7 separate regions of the Homo sapiens genome follow, and regions 1, 2, 3, 4, 5 and 7 are each linked to region 6. The links are chromatin contacts, found by Hi-C or POLR2A ChIA-PET in ENCODE. All regions are on one chromosome and are shown on one strand. The core of a region is the stretch at or near the end of the contact, and the rest is flanking DNA. Distances in the headings are between cores, read along the strand shown. Region 1 overlaps PDE4B (phosphodiesterase 4B). Region 2 overlaps PDE4B (phosphodiesterase 4B). Region 3 overlaps PDE4B (phosphodiesterase 4B). Region 4 has its middle 140 kb from the start of SGIP1. Region 5 overlaps PDE4B (phosphodiesterase 4B). Region 6 holds the start of LEPR (leptin receptor). Region 7 overlaps PDE4B (phosphodiesterase 4B).

Region 1 (3,195 bases), core at 622-3,121, 860 kb before region 6:
AGTCTCCTAATCCACTTGGTTATAATAGGTGCTCAAAGAATATGCTAACTTGAGCTGAAATGGCTGAACACTTGGCGTATAATGAATGACCGAGCTATGGGAAATACTAATTTTTAAAATTTAATAAAATCCAATTTATAAATTTCCTAGGTACAGCTCAGTACAGAGTGTTATTTGTACTTAGGATAGGATCTTGCTCCCAACTACCTGCCTTCCTGTGTCCTTCCAGAGCACTTTATTCATGCTTCTGAAAAATTCTTATTACACTGCGTTATAAATCAAGTTATGTTTGTCTGCCCCACGACTGTTAACTCTCCCAAAGAAGAAACCATGTTTTATTCATTTCTGTATCTCCATTATCCAGCATTACCCAGGCATAATGCCTGATTCATGTTGTGGTGAGTACTCGCCAGGTGCTTTTAGGGTGAATGAATGAGTCAATGAGAAAGTGGTGAATGAATCTCTCTCTCTCTCTTTCTCTCGCTCTCTCTCCCTTCTCTCTCTCTGACACAGAAAACCCATTAAAAGTAAGCAGTACTCTCTTGTCTGACATCAGAGTTCTAAAAGACATTTATCATTTAAGAAAGAGAAGAATCTTCTTTTTGGTGTGTTGTTAACCCCACCTCCTCCAGGATGGCTCATATGATTAAGTTAGCAAGCATATGTGTGAGATATCTTCCTCTCAGTTCCTCAATACTTTCTATACAAGGGCCACAGAAAAAGAAAGAAGAGAAATATTGAAAGAGAAAAAAAATTCCAAATTATACTTACGCAAGCTCTAAAACATGGTAATTTTTTAAAAAGTTGTAAAAATTCTGGATTCTACCAAGGATCCATCAGAGGGCTTTGCGCATAGTAGAAACATTGTAAATATGTGTTGAATAATTGGATCCAACAAACATTTATTAAGTGCCAGCAAACAAGACCCAGTTGCAACCTTCTAAGACTCCTGACACAAGGGGACTGACATACATATATACATATATATATACATATATACACATATATATATAATAGTAACAATAACGGCAATGATGTATTTGGTCTTTCCTCTATAATTGGCACTATTTTAAATGTTTTACAGAAGCAACAAATTTAATCCTTAAAACAACTCTAAGAGGAAAATTTTAAAGATGAAGAAAATGAGGATGAAGCAACTGAGGTATGCAGAAAGTTTAAGAAATGATTAGTCTAAAAATAGTAGAACTGGGATCTAAATCCAGGCAGTGTGGCTCCAGAATCTCCTTATGAAAATGCTTTTAAGCTTAGGTCAGGCACCATGTCCCCTTCCTTTTTATTTTCCCAGCACTCATAAGCACTCAATGAATGTTTGCTAATGAACTGTGCCAATGACAAGGCTAACAGGGATTATAAAAATAATAAAGATACACTTTGTTATGAAACAATAGTATGGCCTCTTGTCAGGGTAGGAGAGGTGGAAGAAGCCTAGGTTTTGGAGTTAGACCAAAGAGACCTAGGCTTGAATTCCAGATTCTTACTGAGGGGCTGTTTCCTCCGTGACAAAGAATTATCCATGTCAACACCCACACACCACTATTTTTGGGCCAGGAGCCATTATAGAAATCTGAAGTAAGATTGAATTCTAAGACTCAAAGACTCAAAATAATTTAAACTAAAGATGACTGAGTCTAGAAAGGTTAAAGGATTTACTTCTGGTTACACACCTGGTTGGTGCCAGTACTGAAATTTAGGTTTCCTGAGTTTCAGCTCAGTGCTCTTTCATTTAAGTCACACAGTTTCACTTAAGGTAGGGAAGCTGAACAAAGCATCATAAGAAGCAAATTATTCAAAATGGGACTTTCCAGAGCCAGCCTAGAGTTGGATGGCTGCCTCCTTGTGTTCAAGCAAGACACACCTCAGTTTCACTACTGATCTGAAATCTAATTCTCTCTCCTTGTGATGTCAGAGGCTGGGGGTGTCTTTTAAGCAGTGAGTAATGCACTGGAGATATGTCTCCCACAGCTCTGTTACGTCCTAAAAATTCTCCCCTGCCTCTTTTCCCTGCCAGGATGGCTTACTCAAAACCCAAAAGTCTTTCAGGGAAGGAGACTTATTCCTAGAAGAGAGGAAGACACTGCCACCTCCCTATTGGCTCAGTTATTCCCATGAGGGAAAACTAAAGCTTGAAATGTATTTTCTTCTAAATTCTCTCTAGTTCTAGAATCTGGAGGAAAAAAAAACAGATTAAATGTTGCTGAAGAACAAGTTGGTATTGTTCAGAGACAGCTGAGAGTGATTGGAACCACAGATGTAAACACCATCTCAAGGGTGTACGTACCTTCAACGCAGGTACCTGTGTGGGCATCACATGCACCTTTACTTACTGGACAGCACAGAGAGCTCATGCCAAGTACACAGGCTTCTGAGCCAAACAAGGCAGTGTTCACATCCTAACTCTACTGCTTACTAGCTGAGTGTCTTTATGGTTCCGATCCTAGGTCTGTCTGTTACAAGCTGAGTGAGTGTCTTTATACTACTAGTTACATTCATGGAGGCATAGTTTTATTGGTTAAAAAAAATGGGATAATGATATTGACTTAATAGAAGGTTGTTGAGGATAAAAACAGATCTCCTTTGCAGAGTACCTAATAGAAAATCTGATACTTAGCAGGGGTTTGATATTGTGATAACACCTCCTCCCCCATGCCTTGTATTTGAAACAAATGCTTTATGGACAGACCTCTGAAAACAAGCAAAATACTTTAGGGGCAGTGTAGAACTGAAACTGATTTACCAAAACACAGTTCCATCATATATGCTCCTAACACAAGAAAAATCTCAGAAGTGATTGAATCCACCCTTCTTCCGAATGAGGAAAACCCATGTTAAACTTCCTACATATGTCTAGGCAAGTGATCTTCTAGCAAGGGAATGCAGAACAAATCACCTCCCAGAGAAACCCACTCCATTTTCTTCCAGATCTCTAGTGGGTTAAAAGGCTCACTGAGGCAAAAACCTCTCCTATAATTCCCACTCACTGTTACTTGTCTTTGCCCTCTGCTCTCGCAGCACAGAAGGGAGAAAAGGTAATATTTCCCAAAAACTGTTCCCTGTTAAAGATTAGATGGAATCCCCTCCACAGAAACTTGAGGAGTGGGGCAATAAGTAATCCATCAACAAATTTAGAAAAGGGAATTGTAGAAGCATGTTCCACTTCTGCAGAAGCAGAGGGAG
Region 2 (3,020 bases), core at 218-2,717, 880 kb before region 6:
TAATTCCAGCCACCACCCAGGCCACTCCCTGTTTCCACCTCAATTGCCCATCCAGATTTGCTCAACAAATGAAAGCTAATTTTAATATCATCTGCTGACAGTAAATCAATCAGGTGATCAAAGCCAAAAGACCAGTTTATAGATTTTCCCAAGCCACATAACAAGACAGCGTATGTGGTGGTAACAGATGACAGTAAGATGACCATCAAGGACACATCTGTGGTTCTTTTTTATAAATGTGGAAATTAGTGCAGGGAAGAGTCTTGGGAATGTCACGCAGCTAGGAAGCTGATGCTCAGAGAGGCTGGTTTGTGGATGAACTGTGCTTTTCCATTGCCTCCTGTCTCCAAGGCCAGTGGGTCACTTCTGCTTCAGGCTCTTCTTGATTCCTCCAGAAATGAGTATAGGACAGAGCACTGCAATTTCGAAGCAGTTTAGCTTTCCCCATTTTCACCCAGTGATGCTGTGTTCTAATCTCTCTTTGCTTCTGGGCTTACTGTAGTTGAACAGTCCAAACCTCTGTGGTTTGAGAGGCTAATGGCCACCTCCTAAACAAAGTCAATAAGTTGGCTGAGCAGTAAGCTCCAAGATTTAGGAAGAGCTTTCTCTAGAGTTATAAAAGCCCAACGAACATGTTACTTATATCTCTCCCATCACAAAGTCATGACTTAGGAGAAGTTCAGCAGTAATCCCTTCAAGAAAAAGGTCTTTATAACTCGCATGGGTAGAATAACCTGGCATTTGGGAAAGCAACTCAATTATGCCTGCTGGGAGAAAAAGCTATAGGATGAATTCATGACCTAGTTTAGGTAGTATTTAAAATGAACTTTAGTATTTTTATGTAATTGTTACTATTCTATCATGAGATTACATTTATATGCTTGCAATATTTTTTCTCTAATCCTTCCTGAATTAAAAAAAATATGGACTGGCAATCTGGCATAGTTAGAAAAAAAAAAAAGCATTGTCCTAGCGGTAAGAAGCCTGGTGGTCTCGCCCCTGCTTTCCTGCTTATAGCCTTGAGGGTCCTGGCAAGTCATTAAGCCTCTCTGTGCCTCTGGTTCCTCCTCTGTGACATAGAGATAATATTACTAGTCCTTTTTTACCTCAGGATCAAATGGAGAGAAAATGACAACAACAAAATGAAAGTGAAAACGGTTTGAATATCATGATCTCTGACTCAGCCTCCAAGGCCCAAACCTCTTACAGGGCTGAGAATACAGGAGGCCCTTGGAAAATACTTGCTGATCAAATGAGAAGCTCCAAGTTGGATTTCTGAAATAATGAGAAATGAGAGCCCTTAAATTATTAAAAATTACCCATAGAAAAAAATCTGCTTCTCTAATATTGGTAATCTGGTGAATACTGCAGCCATGTGAGGCCTGGAATATACTCATAGCTGTACTATGGGCCTTTCATGAGCACGCAGGAACTTTTCTTCTAAGTGTCTCAGAGAGCCACACCGCATGCTCATATGTGTAAACACACACACACATACATACTGACTCTTTTTCGCTCTTTACTAGAGAGAATATGGAGCCTGTTTGTGATATTAATAGCTTAATCTTCAGAGCTCAGCCACTTAAATATTATTTATCAGTAATGCTATGTTTGGGTGAGAAACCCCAGTAAGAAAGTCAGAAAAACAGAGAATAGGCCATCTATGAAGAATAGACTTGGACACTGAAAACGGGACTGCATACGGCCAGCAGTGATTGCCTAATCCAGCCGGCATGGAGAGACTGCCCTGGCAGATAGTCACCTTCCTAATGGACCTCAGACCCTCTGGGAAATCAAAAACACAAGCCAGGGTAAAGATCTTGAGTTCAGGGTCTGCGTCCAATTCATCTTTGTAGTCACAGCTATACACACACTGTAGGCATCCAATAAATGTTAGATGAATGTATGAATAAGTGAGTGACTGGGGAATGGAAAGAATTCTGGACTGGTAGTTGGAGATGTGGATTCTGGTCCATCCTCTATTATCAGCTATGTAAGTGCACAGAAGTCACTCCAAATCGCCCTCCCTCACATGTGAAATGAGAAGGCTGGATAAATCAACAGTCCACAGTCAATAAAGTACAGTGAACTGGCCGATCTCTGAGCAAGGAGGTGCCACACTCTCCTCTCCACCTTAATGTGGTTTTCAGGTCCCTTGGTGGGCAAGGAGAAGTGAGTCCAGCCAGCAGTGATGTTCCAGGCTGCACCCAGGAATGCAGTGTGAGTCCTGACGAGGTGCCAGAATTAAATCGCTAATATTCATTTCCATGATCAGTATCTCAGGAAGTCTTAAAGGGGAACTAAAATCAACAAAAATTAATTTACTCAAGGCAGCTATTGGCTTTTGATGCCCACTCTGTTGAAGGGTGAGTCTGTCAACTCTGAGAATAAAATAGAACCTTTGAAAGTCTTTTCACATGGCTGAAGAAGGTAAAAACACGAACACCAGAGAGAAAGACATTCCCCTAGATGTCTGTGTTTGTGCAATAGTGCCAATTTTTCCAATATGCATTTTGTTTGGTTTTAATATTCATGCCATTATTAATTCATATTATAACATATATTTTTTCCTTATAATATTTACATTCTATAATGAAATTTGTTACTAAAAAGTCCTACAAATAAAGGCAGAAAAAAGCATTTGATAAAATTCAATTTCCCTTAATGATAAAAACTCTCAACACATTAGGCATAGAAGGTACAAACCTCAACACAAAACAGGCAAACACACAGCTAATGTCACAATGAGTGAGGAAAAGCTAAAAGCTTTTGGCCATTATCAGAAAGATAAAAAATAACAAAAGCCAGCAAGGATGTGGAGGAAAGCAAACTCTTATAAACTGTTGATGGGAAAGTAAGTTAGCACAGCTATTATGGAAAACGGTATGGAGGTTTTGCAACAAAGCTTAAATAGAATTACCATATTACAGTGATCCCACTACTGGGTATTTATCCAAGGGAAAATAAATCAATGTATTGGAGAGATATCTGCACCCCACGTTTATTGCAGCACTATTGAC
Region 3 (2,863 bases), core at 237-2,736, 950 kb before region 6:
ACAAAAAATTAGCCAGGTGTGGTGGCATGCACCTGTAGTCCCAGCTATATGGGAGGCTGAGGCACAAGAATTGCTTGAATCTGGGAAGTAGAGGTTGCAGTGAGCCGAGATCATGTCAGTGCACTCCAGCCTGGGGGAAATTTTTAAAATCTGATGCCCAGGGCTTTGCCCAAGATCAATTCAATCAGAAATCTGGGAGGAGGATGGGCCCCAAACAAGTGTTTTTAAATATATGTATTTCCCACATGATTCTTATTTGCAATAAGGGTTAATTAAGAACCTCTTCTCAGTAGAAAACAAACCTGCAAATATTTCTAGCTCTGGGCATTGTAAAACTCACACCTCTGGCTATTGTAAGCAATTTATTTTGCTCCTTTTCAAACTCTCAGAGATGGTGAGGCACAATCAGATATCAGAGATGATGGAAAATGTTGGAAATAGCTCTGCAACTAGCAGGCAAGCTGGTTCTGAAATGTCGGCTCATCTTAATTTCAGCTGTGTTTAGAGAAGACCATCTTACTGGTTCACAGAGCACTCCCTTGTGGCTAAATTATTATGGGCCAACACCGATTCTTGTTTGCAACCTTCTGCAACAAACACACACATAAACACACACACACACACACACACACACACACTCTTCTCAGGATAAAATATTTTAAAATGCTGACTTTAAGATTTCAACAAAGCATTAAGTATTTTTCTTATATATAAAAAGTTCTTTCCAGAAAGAAAATCCTAGCCATATGACCAACAAGAGGCTGCATGGATCACTGAGAAAACCCTGAGTGTCCACCCATGCTCTGTGGGTTGTGGTTTAAGATGACTCTTTGGACCTCAGATTCTTCATGTGTCAAATGAATCAATGGGACTCTCTGACTGCATTATACTAATGTTCTATAATCTATGATTCACTTTTCTAGAGGACTCAGCCAAGTTGGGGATTCCCTTATTTATCTAGTAGATTAAACTCTTCAGACTCTTAAAGAGGTAGAAGGAAATAGTTCGAGATGAGCAAAGTGGTTTTGTTTTGTTTTCCTTCCTCAACCCCCTTCCTGCATCATTGAGCTGGGTGAACAGTTGCTAAGAAAAAAGCGAAATGTTCCAAACTAGGGGACTTTTTGGACATAGATTCTGAAACTTCAGTTGTGATGTTGGCTGGACACAGTGGTTGGCTTTCTTTGTGGGGAATGGCACAAGAGAAGAGAAAGATCTGCTTTTCATATGTCAGAACTAATTGTGAAATAAGTGGGCCTACAGACTAATCTAATCATGCTTTTCTTTATTCACCTCATATAAAAGTCTCTTTAGAATGCATTTGAACACAATATATAATAATAATACTATAACATACATTGTGAGAAACATTTGAAAATGATAAAATGTCCACCTGAAACAATGCAGTGTTCATAGACATACATTGGTCATGCACATTTGTGCCATTTTCTGTAATTACTGAGTCACAATGCTGAACTGAAAGCATGAAACATATTTTACAAACTGAAACTGACATCAGTAAGAGGCCTAACAAGTGTTATCAGAAGAGGCTTCACATTTGCGTAATTTGCTACATCAGTTCACATTTTATTATAAAAATTCACATTGTTTTATTGTTTTCTTTTGTAATGAACTGGAACATGACATTCCTGCTTAATGGCAGGCAGGAGGCTACCTCTTCAAAGTCAGTAGTTCGGGAGCATTCAGAAGAATCATCTGTGAGCAAATGTAGTGTTTCCTTTTGAACCAAAGCCACAATGATAGTAGGATCCAGTTATAACCCAACTCATGCCCACATAGATTTGGATAGAACCTGGGTAAAAACTACATCCCATTGCCCCCTGCCCCTATCAAGCTATACAAAAGTAAAAGCTCAGTATAAACCATTTAGTATCTAATGTGAGAATATTGTTTCCAAAACTGGTTCATAAAGGGGTTGTGCAGAAGTAGCAACTCAGGCAGGGAAAGGGCAGACCCTTTGAACAAAAGCCCACCCCTGTCCTCTCTGCCAAGGGGGCCATATGTCTCTACTAAGTGACGTTTGGGTTATATAATACACAATACAAAACATTACAAGAAAAAGTCGTAACTCTTAGGCAGAGTTTTCTACACAAATTTAACACCACCATTGGCAGGCAATGTTAGATATATAAATTAATAACTTACAAAACATTACATTATATACATTAAGTAATAAATACACGGTTATAAACAGGAATGGAGGTGTTAGCGCAGAAGGCAGTGCAAGAGAAGGACGGCAGCATTACATTGAAAACAGCCTAACGGGGTGAAGAGAGGAGGTAGGGAACAGGGCCAGGGACTGTACAACTCCTGTGGGGGGCAGGGTCCAAGACACAGCAGGGCACACTGCTGAGTTCTATGCAGACTCTCACGGTGAACGACACCACTGCTCCTTTCTACCCCCTAATTTGTTCAATTTTATTCTGTTTACAGCAAAAAGTTAAAAGTACTGTTGGAGGCAGGCAAACAGAGAGAAGTTTTAAGAGTGACTGTGGAGTTGGACTGGACAACAGGGGAAGGAAGTAAAATGTGGTTAGAAGTGTATCCTTTCTGTCTGTTTGCAAAAGTAACTGTAGTAAAGTGAAGGATATTGCCCAAGAAAGAAGGAAGACTATTTTCTTTCCCTTTTCCAGAAAGAGTCAAAAAAGTTTGTCAACTTTGAAAGCTTATCTGTGTAGAAGTTGATACTAAACTCCAGGTATTCAACAGGCATTTTAAAGACATGAAAATGTTTTACAAAAAAGGCACACAGGTTGGCAGACAAAGGGACAAGTGAGAAGATTCATAAATGAAGTTATTAGTCAGTGAGTTCAGTCACTGTCGGGGATAAGTTCCCGAAACTTAG
Region 4 (3,240 bases), core at 535-3,034, 980 kb before region 6:
TTAAGAAAGTTTATTATTATGAAGTCCATCATGTGCCTAATTGTTAAACATTTCAACTCCAATAATCCTCATAAAGTCCCTTGAAGATGGGTACTTCTATGTCTATTTTACAGCTTGGGAAGCTGAGATTCTGAGTTACTAAGTAAACTGCCCAAGTTCCAGCAGATACCAAGTGGCACAGCTGTGATTCAGACCTGGGGCAGTCTTATGACAGAGCCCCTTTGCTTTATGCAGCCACAGTTAGAACACCCAGCTTCAGTCTATTCCAGGTTTACATTGTTTGGTTTTGTTTTTTGAGACAGAGTCTCTCTGTCGCCCAGGCTGGAGTGCAGTGGCACGATCTCGGCTCACTGCAAACTCCACCTCCTGGGTTCAAGAATTCTTATGCCTCAGCCTCCCGAGTAGTTGGGACTATAGGCATGCGCCACCACACCTGGCTAATTTTTGTATTTTTTGTAAAGACAGGGTTTCACCATGTTGGCCAGGCTGGTCTCAAACTCCTGGCCTCAAGCAATCTGCCCCCCTCAGCCTCCCAAAGGGCTGGGATTATAGGCATGAGCCACTGTGCCTGGACAGGCCTATATTGTTAATGGATAATAGTATTCATTCCTACTGGATCCAGATATACCCACTGAGTCTCAACACATTATTCCCATAGCCATTAATTATCCTCAGAATTGGATGTAAGTTGAAGGCTGTTTGTCATACCTTCACAATATGATGGATACTAACCATATGTTAGTATATAATACAATGATATGATGTTGTGTTAATCATAACCTAAACAGATTACTTGCAATTTTACAGCCCTTGTAAAAAAATCTTAATTTTTTTTATCTGAATCCCTCCCCATCCTTTTAGAACAAAGACCGATTCTATATGATAACCAGTGTTCTGCATACTCTGGCCCCTTCCTGCCTTTCCAACCTCATCTTGAACTTCTTTAACCCATTTTTTCTGTGGTCTAGACACAGAGAGAATCTTTCAGTTCCTCAAATAGTCTATGCTCCTTCTGCCATAAAGCCTTTGCTCATGCTTTTCTTTCTGTCTGTGATATTTATCCTTTCCTTCTCTTCTTCCTTTAGACTTTTGCATGCTGTCTCTTGGGCCCTTGGCTAGATCAGACCAGACTACCATCTACCCCTTTAAATTCCATCCAGCTGTCTTTAATGGTGCTTATCATCATTAGTGAACATGCCATTCAGTGTGTCATTATTTAATCTTTGTGTCACTCCTCCATTAACCTTCTAACCCTCAGATCCAGCACATAGTAGGAAGACAATAAACAACAAATACAGATGAATGTCTTCAAATTCTGAATCAATTACAGGAGGCTCCTGAAATACCAGGTTCCTCTGTGCTTTGTGCATTTTAATTTTCAGTATTAATCACAATTAAATGTACAGAAGACTAGGTCAGGAAATAACTTATTTGTAAAATAAGGCAACGTTAGTAAGATGGCAGCCCTTCCCTCCCTGGTGGTCCTCTAGTCACATATATGTGTTTTCCAGCACATGCTTTCTTGTTGGGCTGCTTCGTTTCCATCCAGTGGCGTCGGACACCACGACAGAGGGAAAGGTAGAAGTGCTAGGGTCAGCCTGGGGTTTGTGTTCCAGCTCGAATACTCTGTAGCTGAGCAACATTAGTCACATTGCACATTATTTCTCAGTTTCCTCATCTGTTAAGTGCTTCACTCATAGGACTGTGGTAACACTCTAAATGAGTTATGAGTCTGAAGCACCCACCCGGCACAGAGTCTGATTTGTTGTCTGAGAATTATTTTCCTTCCCCTAGTGTACACTATATACCTGCTAAAACAACAGTGCATTTCTTAAATCAAGTTATATGATTAAAATAGCTGACACTATGTCATGTACATTGTTCTAAGATTTCCCCCATATTAACCCATTGAAAACTCACAAGAGCCCTGTGAAGCAAATACTGGTAATTTCAGCCTCATTTCATGCATGAGGAACTGAGATTCAGAATGATTAAGTAACTAGCCCACAGTCAGGCCAAAATTTAATCCCAGCTAGTCTGGTATGTTCTTATACTGCAACATGATCCTGTGTCTCAGCTGGAGAATTAGCAAGGAACGATGGGCAATGAAGAGCTGGTTTTGAAAAGAAAAATCTCTCCCAATTCTACTATTATCTGGGTGACCTTGGCCAATTCAATTCTCTCTTCTTTAAAATGGGGATACTATCCCCTGTCTCCCGTGTGGAAGCTGAATGAGATGGCAAATGTAAAACCCTTGTACACATTTGTCATTTGCCTGTGGCTAAGACAATTTCTCTTTCTTCTTATAGAAGTATAACCTTTAAGTTTTCTCACCAACAACCTGGCCAGGGTAACTTTGGCCTTTGGCCAGCTCTAGAGCTTCTCGAACAAAAATTGTTGACATTGAGCCCACACAAAGCTGGAAACTCCCAGAGGGATAACTGTGCAGGCTCTGACCCAGCAAGATTTCCCCTGAATTCTACAGAGTTTCAACACATCTGAAACTCTTAGAGAGTAAAGCCCAAAGCTCCGGAAACAGAGAGCCTGGAAAGGAGAAGAAGGAGCTCTACTCTTTTGAAAGAAGGGGAATCTTGGTGATTAAATTTCACAAATGTGGCTCCAGCCATACCGCCCCTGACCTTAAGAACTGTCATGAATGTCTCTCTAGGAAACACTCCTCACACACACACCACCCCAGCATCATCCAGAGTGACGATTGTTAAAAGAAAAAAAATTATCTGACATTGACGTTTGCATTGTCAGAGGCTCCCTGCTCTATAAAGGAGAAGTGTCTGCCCAAGGTGGCCTTACGGTAGATGTAGAGCCCTGGGGAGGGGCTTTGAGTCTGCAGCATGCTTCAACCCTCATCCACGAAAGGGAGAAAATCATGGCTACCTCCTATGGTTATTGTGAAGAGGAAATGCAATAATAAACGTTCAGAGGCTAGGACAAGGCCTAGCCCTTGGGAAGCACCCAATGAATGGCAGTTATCATTGTGGTTGTGTTGTAACAGCAGCTAGGCCACTTGCCCAAGATCACCCAGCAAAATAAGTAAAGAAATGAGAACTGTAACAAACATCTCATGGACTGGCAGTCCCAGCTCTTTCTGCCATATGAAGCAGCCTCTCCCCTGTGTGTCTAACCGTCAGCTTCTTACTTTGTGTGGTGAAAGGGCTAAACCATATTAGAGAGTGTTGTGGGATAAGCAGTGTAAAAATGCCTCCCGCAACTCTCCACTTC
Region 5 (2,918 bases), core at 360-2,859, 530 kb before region 6:
TCAGCCAATGACCTCCTGGCATGGGATACACAAGGCCAGCCTCTTTTTCTCTATGTACGACTAGTTCTGTTGTGTAATTTGTGCTCCAGTGTCCTGTAGGATCAGACTGAAGCTAGTCCCTCCTGAGACCACATTCTTGCTTGGCGTTTTCCCCATCCTATTCTGCTTCCCTCACTCCCCTATTGAGCACATCCCCAATAAGTGACTTAAACAAGGATCCCTAACCTGAATGGAACCCAATCTATGACCACTGATACAAGAAGCACTTCTAAGAGACAGACTGTAAAGATGGGGATCCTGGAGTTGGATCATTTTCCAGCTGGATGATAATGAGAACCCTATTGCTGGTGATAGGTGGAATGTTGATAGTCCTTGGAATGCTGGTGCATTTTACTGGCTTTCACCTATGCTGTCCTGTGATGGGATACAGGTGGAAGCGGTGCAATAGCTGCGACAATACTCTGGGTGTTTTAGAGATATGAAGAAATAACAACTATAAGAATGTGGAATTGGTTGGCTACTGCTCAGCACCAGTGATTGAAGAGAGAAAATGACAGGTTCAAGTCTATTAATCAACAAAGTAAATTAGCAAAGTGAGAGTAACAGGAACTCCTAGGCACTATTTAAATAAAACTTCCACTTCTGCACCTGGATGGCAGCCACGGTTGAAGAACAAGAGAAAACAAAATTAATTGTTAGCAGTGCATCAGAGAAAGCTGGATCTCAGTCTAGGCAGGTCTCTTACACAAACTTAGAGCCCTGAAGGGAGTGGGGCCCTGATGCTTGGATGGGGATATCTGTATCGACACAGTTAAGAATCTCAAATCTTGGGTTATCCTGAGTCCTATGCACCTGAAAATGTGACCAATTATCTCTTATTGGAAGACAGAGCTACACACACACACACACGTTTGAAGTTATACAAAGGTATCAAGTGAGGCAGGTATCTTAGATAACATTTCTTTACCTTCTCAGGACTTGCTCCACTTCCTCTCTTGGTTCATAATTAGAGTAAAATCTCAGCATAACCTGATCAAAAGTGTTGGGACAGGTAAAGCAGAAAAGAAATTATATGCCTAAAAACATCAAGACATGGATAACATGTTACCATCAGGAACTGGAAGTGGTTCCTCAGGGGGTTAAATCAAGAGAAGATAGGCTATACAGCTGTGTTAGGGAGTGTTTTGCAATATAGTGGCACTTTCCAGTGACACAGGATTTAATGCCCTGGCAAGAGCCCCAGTGATTGCTGTAATCAGCTGATACAATTAACTTTGAAAGCCTGAGAAAAGGAAAGGCCTACAGTAAACAAAATAGAGATGCCAGAATTGCTGTAGCAAATGATGGAGGAAGGGCTTAAAAGGCTCACAGAAGCAACATGCAAGCAATGGGTCCGTTCTATGAGACAGAAAACCCTGTACCGACCATATTCCTTAGGGAGGCCCATAAGACATGCCCAAGGCAATAAGGTCAGAAGGACCCCTGGGAATAATGATGTGAGATATTGTTATGGTAGTGGGTTCCCTAATAGCAATGGAGATGATAGGATCTGAGAAGAGCAGAGGCTAGGTGGCAGCATGTACCCAATAGAAGAGCGGTGGACAGAAGGCTATAATCCACAGCAAGTTCAGAATGAGTCAGCAAGGCATGACCCACAGAATTTATGGAAAGGGCTCATAGAACATTTTGTCCCTAGGGGCAAGATAGATAGGCAGCCAATAAGGGTATTTGAATATGAATATTCAAAAGAGATACGTGACGGCAGAGTAGAAGTTTGAGGTCAGCTATGCTCAGTGAAAAGCCTTATTTCCATGCTCAGCTTTTAGGCCTGAGCCAGTTCTGTGACCCAAAACACATCAACTGAAAAACAAGAAAGATGTTGCAACACCATCGATCAATCCGTAAATTACTCAGATATTTCCAAACACGTGAATACAGATTGATGCTGATAGCCAAAGATCCCAAACACCATCATTGCCTGTGATAGTTAATACTGAGTCCAACTTGATCGGATTGAAGGATACAAAGTATTGACCCTGGGTGTGTCTGTGAGGGTGTTGCCAAAGGAATTAACATTTGAGTCAGTGGGCTGGGAAAGGCTGACCCAATCTTAATTGGATGGGCACCATCTAATCAGCTGCCAGTGAATATAAAACAGACAGAAAAACGTGAAAAGGAGAGACTGGTCTAGCCTCTCAGCCTCTATCTTTCTCCCATGCTGGATACTTCCTGCCCTTGAACATCAGACTCCAAGTTCTTCAGTTTTGAGACTCAGACTGGCTATCCTTGCTCCTCAAGCTTGCAGGCATCCTATTGTGGGACCTTGTGATCATGTAAGTTAATACATAATAAGCTCTCATATATATAATATATATATGATTCTAGAGAACCCTGACTAATACATTACCCTCCTGCTAAGAGTAGAGGTATATGGAAGTCAACTAGCAACCGGAGTCCAAACCATGTCTGTCTCACAATGGGTACGGGTGGGCCTTTGCACAATTTCCAAATGTACAATTGGGATGGGCATACTTAGCAGTTGGCAGAACCCTTTGTTCATTGAATTGTAAAGTTATAGCTGTTGTTGTAGCAAAGGCCCAGAGAATGATCCTGGATATGCCAGTAAGACACTTCCACGAGGATAATGAATTTATAAATATATATGATTATATATATTTATGTATATGTATGCATATATTATATATAGTATATATATTTATGTATATGTATTCATATATATTATATATAGTATATATATTGCATCTGTATTAGTTTCCTATGGCTGCTATAACAAAGTACACAAACTAAGTGGCTTTAAACAACAGAAGTTTATTTCACAGTTCTGGAGGCTAGAAATCTAAAAATAAGGTGTCAGCAGGTCTATGCTCCCTCCAAAGTCTTAGAAGGAGGATTCTTCC
Region 6 (3,110 bases), core at 439-2,938:
GGTTGCCAGCATGGTTGCCAACAATCTTTGGTGCTCCTGACTTTGTAGCTGCATCACTCCAATTTCTGTCTCCGTCTTCCCATGGTATTCTCCCTGTATGTCTCTATGTCTAAATTCCCCTCTTCTTATAAGGACACCAGTCATTGGATTAGGGCCCACCTTAAACCAGTTATCATTTTAATTTGATTATATCTGCAAAGATACTACTTCCAAATAAGATCACATTCACAGGTACCAGGGAATTAGAGCTTGAACACATCTTTTTGGAGGACAAAATCCAACCCACCATCTGTTCTCCCACCGCATCTGAGCCCAACATAAACACTGACATAGTAATATAATTATTTCCAGCTCTGTCACCCACCAATAACTTCTCATTTATCTTTGTATCCTAAGTCTCTGGCATACAGTAGTTCCTCAATAAAAGTTGAACAATCTGTAAAATGCTTCCTTCCCTTAGTCCGTTTCCATTTCAGACTTCCTTTTTTTTCACTACATCACAATTTTCTAACACATTCACACATAAACGTGATCATGATTTGGTAGTTTCTGATCATGTGTAGTACTGAGACACTACTTTTCATCTGTTTTCGGCATTGGCTTCAAATGGATATATAACACAGTCGACACTCTCCAAGTAAACCATGTTTACTAAACTGATATTAAGTATAAAAGTCAGCCAGAAATAACGATAAAATGTCTGCTGCTAACAGCTCACATACTCGGATAAATTCATAGTGAACAGAGGCGTACTCGTATATATACTATCTACATGTTTATAGCAGATGTTAACTGGGGATATCTTTGGGTGCAAATTTCAAGGATGATATAAAAGCCAATATAAAAACAAGTCATGCTACTCTATTCGACAGATTAGAAATGGAATGTTTTCCTACCAAAATACAGGAAGCCTTGCAAAAAACCTTTTCCGTCTCGCATTGCTCTGAAGCCATACAGATAAGGGACGCGGTGTTTTTACCAACTGCCCCATGCAAAAAACACATACTACACACACACTGGTTTCTTCTCTGTCCATAAACAGAGAAAACACCGAAGAAAGCAGTATTAAAATTACACGTAATCTACTCTCCACGACTGCGAGAAACACCGTCTTTCTGGGTGCTTTCCATTGACACCCGCCCGCGGTCAACTCTGCCCAGTTGGAAAAATCATTAGGAAAAAGAGGATTAAGTTTCCCAATGCTAAGAACGCTGGAGACAAAGGGTCCTTTGTGGCAAATAGGAAACTGCGGAGGGGCAGAAAACCAGAAGAAAGGCGTTAGGGTGGCGTCAAGAAGTGGAAACCTTGTTTAAAAACTCAGGAGAGGTGGAGGGCGCCGCTCTCGCCGAGGGCTCAGGCTGGGGAGGGGTCTGGTGCCGCCACTGGAGAGCAGGAAGGCCAGCGGCCTTGCAAAAAGGGCCAAGGCTCCCCCGAAACGCCGCTCCACCCACACCCCAAGGGACGAAGGGAGCGGTCGATCGCCTCCCGAACCGGAGAGGCGGGAAGGGTGGTGAGGCCGTTCCCCAACGGCGCGCGGAAGGCGCAGCCCCAGGCTTGACCGGAACGGAGGTGGCAACCCCACCACACGACAAGCGAGCCGGGGACCGCGATGTACCTTTAACGCCCGCCATGTCTCCCGAACTGGGGCCGCGGCTGCTTCCGGCTTCCTGCCACGGCCCGGGCAGCCTGCCCAAGCCAGACCGGGAGTCGCCCCGCGGATCCCGAGCCCGCCCCGGCCACGCAGAGCCCCGCCCCCGCCGGTGCAGAACTCCGACCTTAGCTCGCAAACGCGGCGCCTGCTGCTCCAGACCCCGCCCCCACCACTCACAACCCCGCCCCCGCCGGTGCAGAACCCCGCCCCCAGCTCGCAGAGGCCGCGCCTGATAGTTCAGACCCGGCCTCGCTACTCAGAGCCCCGCCCCTGACAGTACAGAGCTCCTCCCCTACCTCGCGGAGGCAGCGCCTGCGGCTCCAGACCTCGCTACCGCTACTCGAAGCCCCGCCCCAGACAATGCAGAGCTCCTCCCCTAGCTCGCGGAGGCCTCCCCTGCTGGTCCCGCCCCAGCCCTCACCGGCCCAGAATTCCGCCCCCAACTCTCAGAGGCCGTCCCTGCTGGTCCCGACCCCGCCCCCGCCACCCAGAACTCCGCTCCTGCCAGTCTAGAACTCCGCCCCCAGCTCGCAGAGTCCATCTCCAGCCCTAAGGTCCCACCTGGTCCCACAGAGCTTTCCCAGAGTAACCCCAACCCAGTGCCCTGGGCCCTCCTCCTAGATCCTGAGCCCTCCAAGTAATCCTCAAGCCCGTTCAATGTGGGTTGGGACCTTGGCTCCGCCCCGACCGCGGGCCCAGAGTCTCTCCCCGGCCTCTCAGAACGCAGTGCACGCAGCGGGGGATCCTCCCTGAGCCTTCCTGAGAACGGAGATGTAGAAAGTGGGGAGAGGCAGGAGAGGGAAGGAGGGGAAAAGTTGCAATCGATGGGAGAGGGACACCGACTCACTAACCAGTGTTATGTTCCCTGAGCTCCCAAGTGCGTGCTAGTGTGCGAGTGTGTGCCTGTCTGCCTTCACATGACTGTGGCAGAGGAGAGGCGGGGTACCAGAGGACAGGCCCCTTAGGAAACACTCCTCATTAAGAACTTGATATTTGCATAGGTTTGCTTTGCTTAATAGCAACGCTTTACTGAAACTAGCGGGGTTTTTCTTTACTCCCTGGTTTATTTATAGAGACGAAGACCATATAAGCTTTTGTGTCCGAAGCTTTCATGAACCTTAAAAAAAAAAATAAAAAAAAAAAGCTATTATTTTTGTGCCTTGGGGCCTCAAAGTTTGCAGGTAACCAAGGCCAGTTTTTAGATCTCTGAGAGCCATTGTGTACTTATCTTACAGGAATGGAGAGTTCTGTTTTGGCAAAAGCAATCTAGAAGATCATTGAAACAGTCTGGTCCAAATGCTTCAACTTACATTTAAGGAAAGAGGTGCAGAAAGGATAGGACTTGCCTGTCACACAGCTCTTTGGAGGAGGTTGGATTCTGGGCCACTTCCCCTCATTCTAGCTGAGATCCACTCTACCTGATGGTGCCGTCCCTCTTCTCTTGCTTTTTCTCCGTTTT
Region 7 (3,214 bases), core at 357-2,856, 850 kb before region 6:
AGAAGACTTTATCAAAAGAATCCCTAGTTGTCAAGCTGTAGTTGCTGTGCCAATAATCACAAAAGGATCTTTCCAACCACATCTTTGGTTAATGAGCTAATTTATAGAACCATAAATTGTACATATTCTCCTAATGTTTGTCAGTATTTATTACAAGAAAAAGAAAACATAGTCTAAATAATCAAATTGATGTAAATTTGGCTAACAGAAATGTGAGCAACATTGCCTCACTGGTAGGCCAATATGATGAAATGATTGGAGTTTCAAAACTACCTCCTTCGATCTCCAAGTATGTAACACGAGTTATATGTTAAAACATCCTATTTTGTTTCTTTTTATAAAAGTTCTAAAAGAAATAGTACATGCAGCACACCAGGTTTTTGAAGTCCATAGAGTACTGTTTACTTCTTTATATTTCATATTACGAGGCTCTAGAGTAAACTCACCTTTACTTAGTATCTTTCTTTCACTTTTTTTTCTCGTTCTCAATCTTTCTTTTATAAAAATATTTTAAAAAGCATGCACCACAAATACTTCAGAAGCCAATGAGCCAATAGAATCTGCTGCTTTTGTTCCCTTCTTTTAGAAGCTAAGCTTTTGTAATACTTCCGTTATACTTATGATCAGGATACCAGAAAGAAAACACAACAACCAAGAGAGAAAGATTTTAAGTATGAAGCGCTGCTGGAAATAGAAAAGCATGTGAGGCATCGTTAGGTGTCAGGCATTAGGTGATCTCAGTGTGAGTTCATCTTAATTGTTTCTCCTGTGGTTTTTCTCAAATCTACTGCTACATTAGTAGGGAACAGATTTAGGAGAAAACATTATTTGGACTTTAACAAATATCATAGAACTGGTTGCATTTTGTGTGAAGAAGAATTTCAGTTCCAACAGAACTCCATGGTGTTCCTTCAAGGTGGCCCTTCCTCTCTGCAGCTCTCAACACACCAAGAAAAGTGGATGCACTGTCCTGAAAGATGAGAGGTTAGGTTCTTAAAAAACAAAAAACAAAACAAAACAAAACACCGTTGAGGAACAAAGTTGGATGCCCTCCAAAAGAAATGATTCGTGACCTGGAAAGAGCCTTTGGTTTCACACCTGGAAAGGATGTAGATTCAAGTGGAATCTATAGTTGACATTAAGAGGGAAACCACTAACATATCCGCAGGGGCCCTCAGGCGAACGTGGAGCACCTTAGGTCTTCGATGTTAGCTCTCCTGGAGTTTATTGGGGCCAGCAAGCTGAGGTCAAGCTGCACTGTCAATACAACTCTGTCTCCTGCTCCTCTTTGGGGAAGAGGCAGCATTACCCCATGTTTATCATATTCTGAAAGCCTGCACATACAATGGGCAAATTATTTAGTACTGCTTTTAATGTGGTTTTAATAGAGTGAAGTAATGCTCCAGTGTACCTTAGAAAAAAGTCACCAAGAGACATACTTTTGAGAGCCACAATATGCAAACAACACTATTGTTCTAAAAAACAGTTCTGAATAAGAGGCATGTTTATTATTCTATCTTGAAACATCTAGATAGACCTTATGACATGGCCTACCTTGTGGGTTGACTCTGGAGACAGGAGGCTGACTAGCAGCTGGGGACCTCCTGTGGAGACAGAGAAAAGAAGGACTGAGTCTGTGTATCAAAACTGCCCATTCCACCCCCGACACCCCACCCTCATGGTTACTGAGGACTTTTCCAGGTCATAATGAACTATGTAGTGACATAATGCCATCTCCGGAAGGCAAGCTCCTGTAACCCGGGTAGATGACTGCAATTCTCTCACATCCAGATGGCCTGGAATTTCCCTCTGCAAGTCCTCAGGATGCTCAGACTCTCCAGGAAGGAAGTTGTTTACTCCAGGTCCCAAACCAGCCCCCTGTTTTAAGTTTTGCTGTTCCAAGAAGCCCTGAGAAAAAGAGTCACTTGCTCAGGCATCACTCGAAATGCCAGAGTGAATCTCAATTCCTTTGGGCAGTGCTGTAAAAAGTTATAGCCAGAGGAACCCTTGGCGATCAATCACTTCAGGCCCCTAATTTTTGTACCTCAGGAGACAGAGACCTAGAGAGGTGAAGTCACTTGCCAAGGTCACACAACCACTGGGAACAGTCATCCAGCTTGCTTTACTTAGGGAACAGAATTTTCATGGAGGAACTGGGACGTCATTCTACATCATAACAAGCCTGCTGATGTCAGGGGTTAAATGAAACAAGCAAACCCATGTTCCCATAGTACTGGGGCTCCTCCTTTTTTCTTGTTTCTTTTCCTTTCTCTGCCCCTAACCTTTCAATTTCACTGCTCTTACCCTTCTTCTCATGTTTTGCAGAACTTCTACCAGACTCTCCTGTTTCCTGATGCACTGCTGGAAAACTTCTCAGGAATACTATTGAGCGGGGCTCTCAAATTTTAGGGTGCATCAGAATCACCTGGAAGTCTTATTCAGACACACTGCTGGGCCCTACCCCCAGAGTTGCTGATTCAGTAGGCCTGGGATGGGCTTAAAAGTTTGCCCTTATAAAAAGTTCCCAAGTGGTGCTGATGCTGCTGGTCTGAGGACCACATTTTCAGAAACACTGGCATTAAGGATTCTCTGCTCCACTAAGGAGTAACAGGACATTTGCAATGAGCAAGAGAGTGAGACTCTAGTCCAGTGGTTCTCAAACATGGATACGCAGCCGACTCATCTGGGGAGCTATTAAATTTCTTTTTCCAACCCTGAAGAGTCTATTTCAGTATATCCGAGATGAGGCCTGGGAATCTGTAGTTTTCACTTCTTTTTGCATTCTCTTGCACAGGCAAGCGTGAGAACGAAGCCAAATTCTAAATGACAAAGAACAGCCTGCATCGTTGTTGCTAAAGAAGAGTCTTCCTACTGGTGTGGCCACAGAATTAATTCCCTAGGTTTTTCTACTGCTCTGAATTAATCTCTGGTCCTTTAGGGACAATCTAGCTTGTAGGTACCCATACCTAGTAGCCGTAGTCTATAGACAGGGTCCACATCTACCATTAATTTACTAGCTGGGTGATCTTAGGCAGGGTACTTTTAAACTCTCAGTGGTATGAAATTTTCACATGTGACAAGAGAAGGGAAATTATCATATAGTGATTGCTTTTCTCTGCTAGGCTGTGCTAGGTATTTCTTAGCTTCCACTGGGAGTATTATCACCCCATTTTAAGGATAAGAAAACTGAAGCTCAGAGAGTTTAAGAAACATA

What was found. Hi-C counts contacts between places; a loop is a spot of excess contacts on that map. ChIA-PET counts read pairs that join two places held with the same protein, here RNA polymerase II (POLR2A). Pooled maps may share reads with other maps.
Region 1: a pooled map shows a loop between it and region 6 (6-fold over the local background). The contact joins the enhancer-like site here to the promoter of LEPR in region 6. A Hi-C loop is called at or near these places in 1 of 168 maps with a recorded cell type or tissue (OCI-LY7), 1 of 37 single-sample maps with no recorded cell type and 13 of 50 pooled maps.
Region 2: a loop to region 6 is called in a pooled map, with 5 times the contacts of the local background. The contact joins the enhancer-like site here to the promoter of LEPR in region 6. A Hi-C loop is called at or near these places in 4 of 50 pooled maps. POLR2A ChIA-PET finds 5 or more read pairs at or near these places in 2 of 52 experiments (OCI-LY7 and PC-9).
Region 3: a loop to region 6 is called in a map of naive thymus-derived CD4-positive, alpha-beta T cell, with 17 times the contacts of the local background. The contact joins the enhancer-like site here to the promoter of LEPR in region 6. A Hi-C loop is called at or near these places in 1 of 168 maps with a recorded cell type or tissue (naive thymus-derived CD4-positive, alpha-beta T cell), 4 of 37 single-sample maps with no recorded cell type and 9 of 50 pooled maps. POLR2A ChIA-PET finds 5 or more read pairs at or near these places in 1 of 52 experiments (activated T-cell).
Region 4: a pooled map shows a loop between it and region 6 (5-fold over the local background). The contact joins the enhancer-like site here to the promoter of LEPR in region 6. A Hi-C loop is called at or near these places in 4 of 37 single-sample maps with no recorded cell type and 5 of 50 pooled maps.
Region 5: a map of IMR-90 shows a loop between it and region 6 (5-fold over the local background). The contact joins the enhancer-like site here to the promoter of LEPR in region 6. A Hi-C loop is called at or near these places in 5 of 168 maps with a recorded cell type or tissue (IMR-90, K562, dorsolateral prefrontal cortex and 1 more), 6 of 37 single-sample maps with no recorded cell type and 14 of 50 pooled maps.
Region 7: a map of endothelial cell of umbilical vein shows a loop between it and region 6 (18-fold over the local background). The contact joins the enhancer-like site here to the promoter of LEPR in region 6. A Hi-C loop is called at or near these places in 4 of 168 maps with a recorded cell type or tissue (OCI-LY7, ascending aorta, endothelial cell of umbilical vein and 1 more), 4 of 37 single-sample maps with no recorded cell type and 10 of 50 pooled maps. POLR2A ChIA-PET finds 5 or more read pairs at or near these places in 1 of 52 experiments (activated T-cell).

The regions. Positions count from the first base shown.
Region 1 is chr1:66,281,172-66,284,366 of GRCh38, reverse strand. All of the region lies in intron 7 of PDE4B (phosphodiesterase 4B), which reads right to left. Among named protein-coding and RNA genes, the nearest start is that of PDE4B-AS1, 230 kb to the right of the region's middle. RefSeq lists enhancers at 1,603-1,682, 1,733-2,032. Within about 2 kb of position 1,871, at least 8 of the 41 ENCODE cell types and tissues checked have a DNase peak (open chromatin) inside an H3K27ac peak, as active enhancers do; they include OCI-LY7, where a contact is called at or near this core.
Region 2 is chr1:66,299,503-66,302,522 of GRCh38, reverse strand. The region is part of intron 7 of PDE4B (phosphodiesterase 4B); the gene reads right to left. Among named protein-coding and RNA genes, the nearest start is that of SGIP1, 230 kb to the left of the region's middle. RefSeq lists an enhancer at 1,074-1,133. Within about 2 kb of position 1,467, at least 12 of the 41 ENCODE cell types and tissues checked have a DNase peak (open chromatin) inside an H3K27ac peak, as active enhancers do.
Region 3 is chr1:66,372,979-66,375,841 of GRCh38, reverse strand. PDE4B (phosphodiesterase 4B) reads right to left here. Exons shown (of 17, transcript NM_002600.4): 17 at 1,268-2,863. Among named protein-coding and RNA genes, the nearest start is that of SGIP1, 160 kb to the left of the region's middle. RefSeq lists enhancers at 1,386-1,565, 2,512-2,561. Within about 2 kb of position 1,486, at least 8 of the 41 ENCODE cell types and tissues checked have a DNase peak (open chromatin) inside an H3K27ac peak, as active enhancers do.
Region 4 is chr1:66,395,122-66,398,361 of GRCh38, reverse strand. No RefSeq gene overlaps it. Among named protein-coding and RNA genes, the nearest start is that of SGIP1, 140 kb to the left of the region's middle. RefSeq lists an enhancer at 880-1,059. Within about 2 kb of position 1,784, at least 5 of the 41 ENCODE cell types and tissues checked have a DNase peak (open chromatin) inside an H3K27ac peak, as active enhancers do.
Region 5 is chr1:65,947,767-65,950,684 of GRCh38, reverse strand. The region is part of intron 3 of PDE4B (phosphodiesterase 4B); the gene reads right to left. Among named protein-coding and RNA genes, the nearest start is that of PDE4B-AS1, 100 kb to the left of the region's middle. Within about 2 kb of position 1,609, at least 3 of the 41 ENCODE cell types and tissues checked have a DNase peak (open chromatin) inside an H3K27ac peak, as active enhancers do; they include dorsolateral prefrontal cortex, where a contact is called at or near this core.
Region 6 is chr1:65,419,246-65,422,355 of GRCh38, reverse strand. LEPR (leptin receptor) reads right to left here and starts at 1,688. Exons shown (of 20, transcript NM_002303.6): 1 at 1,616-1,688. LEPROT (leptin receptor overlapping transcript) reads right to left here and starts at 1,688. Exons shown (of 4, transcript NM_017526.5): 1 at 1,616-1,688. The coding sequence starts at 1,631. RefSeq lists enhancers at 1,185-1,234, 1,308-1,841, 1,842-2,374 and silencers at 1,605-2,104, 2,125-2,194.
Region 7 is chr1:66,264,428-66,267,641 of GRCh38, reverse strand. It overlaps PDE4B (phosphodiesterase 4B), which reads right to left. Exons shown (of 17, transcript NM_002600.4): 7 at 1,555-1,604. Among named protein-coding and RNA genes, the nearest start is that of PDE4B-AS1, 220 kb to the right of the region's middle. Within about 2 kb of position 1,606, at least 5 of the 41 ENCODE cell types and tissues checked have a DNase peak (open chromatin) inside an H3K27ac peak, as active enhancers do; they include endothelial cell of umbilical vein, where a contact is called at or near this core.